2 separate regions of the Homo sapiens genome follow, and region 2 is linked to region 1. Evidence: chromatin loops called from intact Hi-C (ENCODE). Cell type or tissue: Calu3. All regions are shown on one strand. Each heading gives the region's core, and the rest is flanking DNA. Links, peaks and the distances in the headings are about the cores only.

What was found. Hi-C counts contacts between places; a loop is a spot of excess contacts. Peaks named below come from ENCODE experiments on the same cell type or tissue, not always from the same donor. Only the 100,000 strongest peaks of a DNase experiment are listed, where the experiment ranks them.
Region 2: it touches region 1 in a loop (2.8-fold over the local background); 1 of 110 quality-filtered maps calls a loop at or near these places.

The regions. Positions count from the first base shown.
Region 1 is chr3:64,952,674-64,958,058 of GRCh38, reverse strand. The region is part of intron 4 of ADAMTS9-AS2 (ADAMTS9 antisense RNA 2); the gene reads right to left. All of the region lies in intron 1 of LOC105377124 (a long non-coding RNA gene), which reads left to right. Among named protein-coding and RNA genes, the nearest start is that of LINC02040, 220 kb to the left of the region's middle. In Calu3, for the core only: no CTCF peak of the experiment used is centred there; a DNase peak (open chromatin) is centred at 2,688.
Region 2 is chr3:65,050,108-65,055,492 of GRCh38, reverse strand. No RefSeq gene overlaps it. Among named protein-coding and RNA genes, the nearest start is that of LINC02040, 120 kb to the left of the region's middle. In Calu3, for the core only: no CTCF peak of the experiment used is centred there; no DNase peak of the experiment used is centred there.

The DNA.
Region 1 (5,385 bases), core at 197-5,196:
TGGCCAATTTGTTCCCTATTGGTAATCAGCTAGTTATTTTTCTTCTCATTTCTCTCTCTGGGATTGTTGGACTGTTTAGAGCAATTCATCACCCATTTGGGACTAATCCTTCTGTGGAGGGAAGTGGGGGAGGGAAGCTGTTATCCTAGAGAAGATAAAGTAGAAGACTATTTCCCCATTTATATTTGGTTGTTAAACAATGATTTCCCCAATGAGGTAAGTGAAATAATGACATAACTGCCTAAGAGTGAAACAATGAAAGCTTTAGGGGTAGGTGCCTTATGCAATGGAAAGTATCCCCAGCTGTGAAGTTTGTTACTCCGAAATGACTTGTTCTTAGATTGTCTTTACAACCCCCAAGGGAGCATCATCTTACATTCATTACCTAAGTTTGGAGGAAGCTGCATCTATGAAGATTATAAATGCAGAAAGAGAGTTTTAAATATGTATAATGCATTGGTGGAAGCAATTTTACCCCATCAAATAGGAAAAAGGTAGCCTTTGAAGGTTGTTTTGTCTGCAACAAGCAAGTTCAAACGTTCTTCCATTTGTTCTCGCCAAGTCTTCTCGATTACAGCATCTCACTTTGGTTTGCCTTTTGTCCTCTCTTTCTCCCTCCAGCAGTTGCTGTCTCTCTCTGTCTCCGATAAAATCATTTCCAAACGTTTTCAGGGATTCCATTTTTCTAAGTTCACGTCAGGTGCCATGGAAAGGTTGACCCCACCACTCATTGCAAACAAGTCTCTGGTGTCGGTGCATTTTCTAATTAGTGGGTGTCTAAGTTGATCTCTCAGATTTCCTTCCGTCCTTCTGAAGAACCTAATTTCAAACCCTCAAGGCTGACTGTGTTCACCAGAGCCAAAGGTTCACATTTCCGAAGTCCACGTTCAGCCTTAAGAAAGATGTTAGTGTGACACAAATTGGCATTTTCTTGGCAAGTTTTTTTGCTCACAGCAAATTCTTTATTCCTTGGAAGGAAGCTGAGAGTTGAAAACCCCTTCTAGCTATTTCCTTAGAGACACTCTGAATTCGGGCAGCAACGTGATCTGAATCTTGAAATGTTTATCTTCCTCCACCGTTTTTCATTTCTTGAATCCTTTCTTGTGTCCTTTATTCTTCATATAAACATCCACATATGTAACTTCACTTTTAGGTGGGTCTAGCTATAAGGAAAATCAAAGGAGACAGAGAAAGCACGTTTACACACCCCATATCGAGTGTTCTTGCTTTTCTTCTGCCAATTCCCTCCACGCATGGCTGTTTTCACAATGGGTGATATCACCCAACAGCTGTCTTGGACTGGAAACTAAAATGCTTGTAGAATTTCAGTTTTTTGTCTTACCTACTTAAATTTGTCCCTTTTCCAAAAACACTAAAAAAATAAAAAAAAAGAATAGTTGCCTTCAGTGGGAAATTATTCCTATAACTGAAAATAAGTTGTTTTATAACTTACTCTGCTAAGGTTTTGTTGTAATTGCCCCTAATTCTAAATTTGCTTTCGAGAATCATTAACTGTGATTATATGGACATGAGCTTTTATATTTGGTATTTGATAAAACAAGAAAATTGATTTTGTAAAAATCTGTTTTCCATCTGCAATTTGTGAGCAGGAAATGGGTGGAAAGAAGTAATGCGTTACCTGCCTGGTGTTCTCAGGCTGACCTAAACCAGAACTTCAATATCTCATGTACTGCCTATTGGTTGTTTAGCCTATGGATTTGCTGAACCCAGTGAGCAGAGATCTCTGTGCTTCATTCTAGGTAATTAATCTGGTTATTTACTGATGTCCCTCGACCTCCCTCCTCTGAAAACAGCAGGTTCCTTCATTATCATCAAAAATTGCTTCCTCACTAAAGTCTTGATTTCTGAGATTCTTATTAGGTTGGTGCAAAAGTAATCGTGGTTTTTGCCATTACTTTTAATACTTTTCTACCTGTTTTTCCATTGTCTTATCTTGGGTCCCATCCTCATTACAATATCTGTCCACTGACCCTTTCCCCTACTTTGAACATTATGTTATTCCCAAAAAAGTGTACTCATGACAGAGTGTGAAGATCTCCAATGAGTACCACTCCTGAAATCCACAGACTACCACTGTTTCACAGTGGGTACCTGCAGACATTGCTTACTGCTCCACAGATTTTCACAAGTTAAACAAATCTATTTAACCAGCACCTAGATCAAGGACAATTTCTGAATTTTTATAGCCGCTGGACAGAATAATGTCTGTTGAAACTAATAAAAAATGGGGCTTATATTTTGTCTCTTTATTCCATTTGTAATCATTCAATTTTCTTGAATTTAAAAAAATGTATTGGCCTGTGAATCGTTACAAATAAATAACCAAATAAAATGAAACAAAACTGGTCCTTCGCCTCTGATCATTTGAAAAGAACTGATCTAGATGACCTGAGAACCCCTATCAGATTTTGTGTCTGGTTATTTTCAGCTGCTAATTTGAGCTTTCCTCTGAGAACCAGCCCTTCACGTGAGGCCCAGCTTTCTGAACAGTCAGGATAACACCCCTGCTCATCAGAGGCTGCTTCACTCTCCCAAGAGTCCATGTCTGTGGGCTTAAATAGAGTTAACACAATGGGTCTGTTCAGGGCCTTGAGTTGATTTCCTTGGGGTCCCTGCCTTGCAAATATCAGTGGGGCTTGGATACAACAAGGAAAAGAGTCCCTGGCTGAAGGCCAACCTCGAGTGTAATGATTACATCATAGTATACACTATAGAAATTATCTTCCTGGTTCTTATACAGAAGCTGACAGTCAGTACTGGACTTTTCCTCCTCATGTGCCAAGATTATCTGCCAATGTCAACTTTTCCTGTTGTGAATGGGTACAAGTTGTGATATTGCCATTCAAGGACTTCCAGTAGCAGTAAGAGGAAAATTATGAACCAGCTCCCCTCAGAGAGGAAGTGCCTTTGCAAACAGGTCGTCAGTCATGAGCATAGTGGCTGCCTCCTTCCTCCCAGGAACAGCCCTGCCTCCTAAATTGCTGACTCTCCCCTCACAGGCTGTTTGGATTGGCATGACTGTAGGACGTGTGATAGAGGCAGCGTTTGGCATATTCCTACTTATCCTACAAGCACTTTGGGAAAGAATTAACTATGTGTATTTTCCTGGAAAGACATAATTTCCGTTGCTCATTGATTGTGTCTTTAATTTATAACAAATGCCTTGAAAATGGGACACATGTGATGTTATAAGCCTTCTACAAGCCTCATTCTCTAGGTTTTTTAATTCCTTCAGGAATGAATTATTAGAATGGAAGAGGTGAGACACAGAGGCATAAATTTGGAAGAGCCCTTTCTGATCAGCTAACAAATTTCTCTCCCATTTTTTGGATGGTAAAACTGAAGCCCAGAGAAGGCATGTGACTTGACAAAGATGAGTTTCCAAAATACAAATTGGATTTCAGGGCTTTATGTTTTTATTTTTATTTTCCTAAGCTTGTGATGCAAGTAGGATATACCTACAAAAAAGTTACATGTAGCAACTGTAAAACTCAACACAATTCATAAACACATCCAGGCAACCAGCATCCAGATCAAGAAGCAGAACAATCCTGAGCCTGACAAAGCCTTTATAATGCACCTAAGCTACTGCTTCCTCCTAAGGGTAACAACTATTCCACCTTCTAGTATCATGTGTTATTTTTGCCTTTTAATGAACTTTCAATAAATGGAATTAGAGTGTGTTACTCTTGAGTCAGGCTTCCTTCATTCACCACTGTCAATGAGATTCATCCATTATTACATTTCATTTTAATGCATTGCTTTTCATTGCTGTATGTCATTCTTTTGTGTGAATATAGCAGACTATTCATCTTTTCAACCACTGATGGACATTTAGGTAGTTTTCAGTTTAGGCCACTTAATGGCGCCACTAAGATTATTCCTGTACATATCTGTTGTGAAAATATGTATAATTGGATTGGGTTTTACTCCTACTTTGTGTCTAATGATGCTCCCCAAAAATGTTAATAGAAGCAACTGTCAAAATTGTGTGCAGGTGTTTGAGGTGTATGAGACTGTTCCTGCATGCATTTCTGTCTGTGCCAACCATCCAAAGGGGACCATTTGAGGAATTACAGTAGCCTCATGACAGCCACCAATATAACATTTGTGGTTGGGAATATTTGCAAGTACTCTTAAAATCCAAAATAATCAGTTGACATTTTGTTTATCTCAAATTGTGAGTGATTTCATTATTAGCTTTTATTTTTATTTATTTTTAATTACAACTAATATATAAATTCATTCTTGTTCCATACACATGCTTAACAATAATACTAACACTATAATATTGGCGTCATGATCCCAAGGATTTTGGTCTGTTCATCACAGGGGTAGCATCAGTGCCTGACAGAGAAGGTGCTAAATAATATTTTTTGAATGATGGGTGGTTCTCTTGGCTATTGCTCCCCATCCCTAGAACTTCCCCAGAAGTAGTCTCATCTTTGAGTCTTTTGTGTACCTCCACACTGTTTTTTCTATACAATCGTGTGTGTGTGTGTGTGTGTGTGTGTGTGTAATTGGATGATGCCATGCTGTATGGGTTTTCTAAATTAACAGTATGTCTTATGCATTTTATTTGTTGTCAGTCATAGAAATTTACCTTTTCGTGAGCTGTGTAATATTCCATGGTATGGACATATTACATTTCTGCGATTTCCAATTTTGGGCACCATAAATTATGCTGCAGTGAACACTCTTGTGAATATAAGTGTTTCCTGGTGGTAGACAGCAAGAACTAGAATTGCTGGCTCACAGGTGGTATACATTTTTAATTCTTTCAAATCACCTTCCAGAATAGGCATTCCAATTCATCCTTTCATTGGCAATCTATGGAAGTACCTGTTTCTCCTCACCTTCACTATGATCGATATTATCAAAACTCAGAAGTTTTTGCCGAAATGATATGTAAAAAACATCATTTAATTTTAATTCCCTTCCATACTACTGATGTTGGGCATCTTTTTGTATATTAGTGAATGAAGTGTAAGTTTGACTTAAGCTTGCTGCAAAGATCAAATGCATAGGAGTAAGTAAAGCCTGCCATTCCCCCATCAGGGTATCTCTTTATGGCCATGTTCTTTATCCTGATTGTCACGGCTGTTAAGAATCTTAGATAATCCCTAGATTTTTCTCCACCCAAATGGTATGAGTATACAAAAGTGATTTAAACATTTCTTCAAAATCCCAGGGGACAGACAGGAGGGCATCTTGACCTATCCAATTTATTGGTACAAAGCAAAACATTTGGAGAATGAATTTTCCAGTTAATTATTCTAGTGCTTTCTCTTTGTACCAGGAACTAGAAGAAGAAAAAATGTTGTACTATGAGGTTTAACTATCTGCCACCATAAGGAGTCTCAA
Region 2 (5,385 bases), core at 68-5,067, 98 kb before region 1:
TTCCTTTTGTGGGTATCCTGACCCTTCTCTCTGGCTGCCCTTAACATTTTTTCCTTCATTTTAACCTTGGTGAATCTGATAATTATGTGTCTTGGGGTTGCTTTTCTTGAGGAGTATCTTTGTGGTGTTCTCTGTATTTCCTGAATTTGAAAGTCGGCCTGCCTTGCTAGGTTGGGGACGTTCTCCTGTATAATATCGTGAAGAGTGTTTTCCAACTTGGTTCCATTCTCCCCATCATTTTCAGGTACACCAATCAAACGTAGATTTGGTCTCTTCACATAGTCCCATATTTCTTGGAGGCTTTGTTTGCTTATTTTTACTTTCTCCAAACTTCTCTTCTCGCTTCATTTCATTAATTTGATGTTCAATCACTGATACCCTTTCTTCCACTTGACGAATCAGCTACTGGAGCTTGTGCATGTGTCACGTAGTTCCTGTGCCATGGTTTTCAGCTCCATCAGGTTATTTAAGGTCTTCTCTATGCTGTTTATTCTAGTTAGCCATTCGTCTAATCTTTTTTCAAGGTTTTAAGCTTCCTCGTGATGGGTTCGAACATCCTCCTTTAGCTTGGATAATTTTGTTATTACCAGTCTTCTGAAGCCTCCTCTGTCAACTCGTCAAAGTCATTCTCCATCCAGCTTTGTTCCATTGCTGGCGAGGAGCTGAGATCCTTTGGCGGAGAAGAGGCGCTCTGGTTTTCAGAATTTTCAGCTTTTCTGCTCTGGTTTCTCCTCATCTTTGTGGTTTTATCTACCTTTGGTCTTTGATGATGGTGACCTACAGATGGGGTTTTGGTGTGGATGTCCTTTTTGTTGTTGTTGATGCTATTCCTTTCTGTTTGTTAGTTTTCCTTCTAACAGTCAGGTCCCTCAGCTGCAGGTCTGTTGGAGTTTGTTGGAGGTCCACTCCAGACCCTATTTGCCTGGGTATCACCAGCAGAGGCTGCAGAACAGCAAATATTGCAGAACAGCAAATGTTGCTGCCTGATCCTTTCTCTGGAAGCTTCATCTCAGAGGGGCACCTGGCTGTATGAGGTGTCAGTCGGCCCCTAATGTGTCTCCCACTTAGGCTACTCAGGGGTCAGGGACCCATGTGAGGAGGCAGTCTGTCTGTTCTCAGAGCTCAAACACCATTCAAGCCCACTTTCATATTAGATAAAACTGATAATAAATGCTTTATCTGCATGTAAATGAATATTCCTAGGAGGAGAGTTTTATTTATTTTAAATTTTTGGTTTTTTTTTAGTAATTTCAGCTTATTTTAGATTTGCGGGTACATGTGCAGGTTTGTCACATGGGTCTATTTCATGATGCTGAGGTTTGAGATATGAATGATCACATCACCCAGGTAATGAGCATTGTAGTATACTCATAGTACTATGCCCAGTTGTTAGTTTTTCAACCCTTTCCCACCTCTAGTAGTCTGCAGTGTCTACTGTTGACATCTTTATGTCCATGAGTACCCAGTGATTAGGTCTCACTTATAAATAAGAACATGTACTATTTGTTTTCTTTTCCTGCATTAATTCACTTAAGATAATTATCTCTAGCTACATCCATGTTGCTGCAAAGGACATGATTTCCTTCTTTTTATGGCTGTGTACTACTCCAGGGTGTATATGTAGCACATTTTCTTTATCCAGTCAACTGTTAATGGGTACCTGGGTTGATTCCCTGTCTTTGCTATTGTGAATAGTGCTGCGATGAACATAGGTGTATGTGTCTTTTTGGTAGACTGATTTATTTTCTTTTGAATATATACCTAGTATTGGGATTGCTGGGTCAAATGGTAGTTCTATTTTAAGTTCTTTGAGAAATCTAGAAAGATAATTTTAGATGGCATTAAGGAAAGTGACAGTAATAATTGCATTATGTCAATGATACCTTCTTGCCCACTGAATCTGGCCCTGTCACAAGCCAACCAATTATCTTTTTCTTTTTAAGACGATTTAAGATAAAGTTTCTGTTACTCATAACCAAGTAGTGTGCTGAATAAAACACAATAGGAAGAGTTTGAATTATTTAGGAGTATACATTTTTTTCAGTATAACATTGAAAGCAGATATTAAATGTAAGTAATGAATGTACTAAGAATCATTGCATAAATAAATAACCCTTTATAGCTTCATAACTCTCCATAGTTTATAGAATGCATTCACATACAGTCTGTTCACAGTTGCTGTGTAAGATGGGCAGTGATTGTCAGTCTTCATCCAGCTTCATCCAGACACTTCTTCAAAGTCAATGAAAGTCATGTGAATAATCATCATCAAAACTGAGCTCATCTTCCTCCTAACACTTCCATTAGTTCCTAATGACCTTTTGCTAGAAACTCCATGAATCAATGGTTCTAGGTTGCTATGACCATCTAACAAAAGATACAAGTAAATAATGTATATTAAGAATAATTCAAGTGTGTATGTGTGTGTTTCAGTGTAAGGTGAACAATACAAAAAAACTTATCTGGTAATCTACACAACATTCATGTACAGCTGCCATTTTTTAAAAACCTGGCAAAAACTTCCAAAAGAAAATATTATTAGTCCTTTTAAAGAGGTGCTTAACTAGCAGTATTTAGCTTTGATCTCATGATCCAAAGTAAACTCAACAACTTTTCTCAAAGAACCAAGACTTTTAAATTAGATCATTGACTTCCAAAATCTTGGCCAAGAAATCTGACATGTAAACTATCTTCTGCTCCATTTATCTAATGTGAAGAGATGAAGGTCCAAGATGAAACCTGGCAGGATTTGAACCCAAGGTTCCGGGAAGTCTAAATGAGCCTAATATTATGTTTGGCTGAGAATTGTTCCCCCTGGCAGGGAAAACACACAGCTTCAAGCCTGTTGATGCTGACAAAGCTTTTTAAGATAAGGGATTAAAATGCTCCCTAAAAGCAGAAACTCTTGGTGTCTGCCTCAATGCAACAGGTAGGTAGTTCCAAAACACTTGTGAAAAAGGTCTTTGTTTGGGATATACTCTCTCTGGAAAGGAACAAGGAGCTTATTTATCTGTGACCGAAAAAGAAAAGAAAAGGGCAAGCAAGCAACTTCTTTCCTTCTTTAATAAGAGTAAGGTGCAGGGAGAGAGACAATCTCACACTACTCTGAGAAACACTTAAAAGCAGGCAATTTTCTCCTCCCTCAGGCTCTGTGGTTAGGTGGTTAAAGTCTGAACCAAAGAGAAAGACTAGCAGCTTCTCTTCACAGCTTAGATAATCATTTCCTGTTTGTCCTTAGGCAGATTGCCTCATCATTTTCAGGAGCCTTGATTAAGAGTGTCTCAATTTACCCATCTAAAATAATAGCTGTTTCATCAGGGGTATTGTGGTGTTTAATTAAAGCCTGTGAAGGGTACTGAGATCCTCAGATAAGACTCTGTGTAAACACTAAGTAATGTATGTCTGCATATATACAGATATAAGCTAGGCCTGCAAAATTGAATTTATCTGACAAATTTTTTTTCATCCCATCAACCTGCCTCAAACTAGTTTTGTTGCCCCAGACTTAGAATAAAAATTCCTTCAGGGCAGTATACTCCAAGAATTGCCAAATGCTTAGATAAGGTGCCTTGGTAAAGCTTTAAGTGTCCCAGCCAACTTTAGGTCAGCTACCTTCTTACAATGCTTCCCAGACCTCAGGTATTCATTTCACAATTTCATAGATTTTACTATTTCTGCTTACCACCTGTACCATTGTTTAATATTTTCTAAATGGGATACTTATTTGCCTTAAAAAGTTTATTTAGGGCAAAAATTTCATGTGACTATTGTGCATAGAAAACAAGTGTTTTTCAGTAGCAAAGGCATAGAATCAACCTAAATGCCCATCAATGGTAGACTGGATAAAGAAAATGTGGTACATGTACACCATGGATTGCTATGCAGCCATAAAAAAAGAACAAGATCATGTCCTTCGCAGGAACATAAATGGAGCTGGAGGTCATTATTATTAGCAAACTAATGCAGGAACACAAAACTAAATACCAAATGTTCTCACTTATAAGTGGAAGCTAAATTATTAGAATACATGGACACAAAGAGAGGAGCAACAGGCACTGGGGCCAACTTGAGGGTAGAGGGTGGGAGGAAGGAGAGGATCAGAAAAAAATAACTATTAAGTACTAGGCTTAGTACCCAGGTGAAAAAATAATCTGTAAAACAAACCCCTGTGACAGAAGTTTACCTGTTTAACAAACCTACACATGTACCCCTGAACCTAAAATGAAAGTTAGCAAAAAGAAACGAAAACAAGTGTTTTCTAATATACATTAATTTAAGTACATATCTATTCAAAATTTTAAAAGTTTACTCATGTTATTTAAAAATTATCTTGTATATCAATAGTTTATGCATATCATGTTTAGATGAAGTAAAAAGTAAAAGATCATTCAAAATTGCATATAATCTCCAGATGATTTATATTTTATATATATAACACATTTTGATGCTATTCTTTTTGGCAGCTTTATCAATGAGCTATTGTAGTATAACAAACTACAGAGGTGTAGAATAATAATAATTTATTATTCTTTAAGGGTCTGTGGGTTGGCTGGGCAATTCTGCTGCTCTGAGCCAGGTTTGGCTGATCTTGGCTGGCCTTGGTCACACGTCTGTGATTAGCTGGCAGATTGGCTGGGGCTGGCTGGTATAGGATGGCCTCAGTCACATACCTGGTGGTTGTCCAGCTCTTGTCTTAGGGCAATGCAGTGACTGGATCACATGTCATTCATCTTTCAATAGACTATTCTAGACGTTCCCAGATAGGGTTTAGGGTTCTAAGAGAAAGCAGAAGTTGCAAGGCCTCTGGAGGACTAGGTTTGGAAAGAGAACCACCTAGACTCTCCCACATTTTACTGGCTAAACAAAATTACAGTGCCAATTTAGAGTGGTTTTGGTGGGGTCCAAAACTCTTTAGGGTTCCATATTCCTCCTAGTTTTACACGAAGCCATCCCTAGGCTGTGGCCGTCATCCTCATGCTCCAAGTAGCTGCTGGAGTTCCAGCCATTACATGCTGAGTTTGACCAGCAGGAGCCTGCAGGAGGCTGGTTAATGGTCCCTCAAGACATCCATGTCCTAAGTTTTACAACCTGTGAATATTACCTTATATGGCAAAAGGGACTTTGCAGATGTGATTAAATTAAGGATCTTCAAATTGAGAGTTTATCCTCAGTTACACAGGTAAGAATAATGCAACTACAGGTGTCATTGTAAGAGGGAGGGAGAGGGAGACTTGATTGTAGCAGAGACAGTAGGCAACATGATGACCAAAGTAAGATACGACACTGTTGGCTTTGAAAATAGAGAAAGGAGACAAGTAATGCAGCTCTGGAAACTGGAAAATGCAAGGAGATGAATTCCTCTCTAGAGTCTCCAAAGGGAGCATG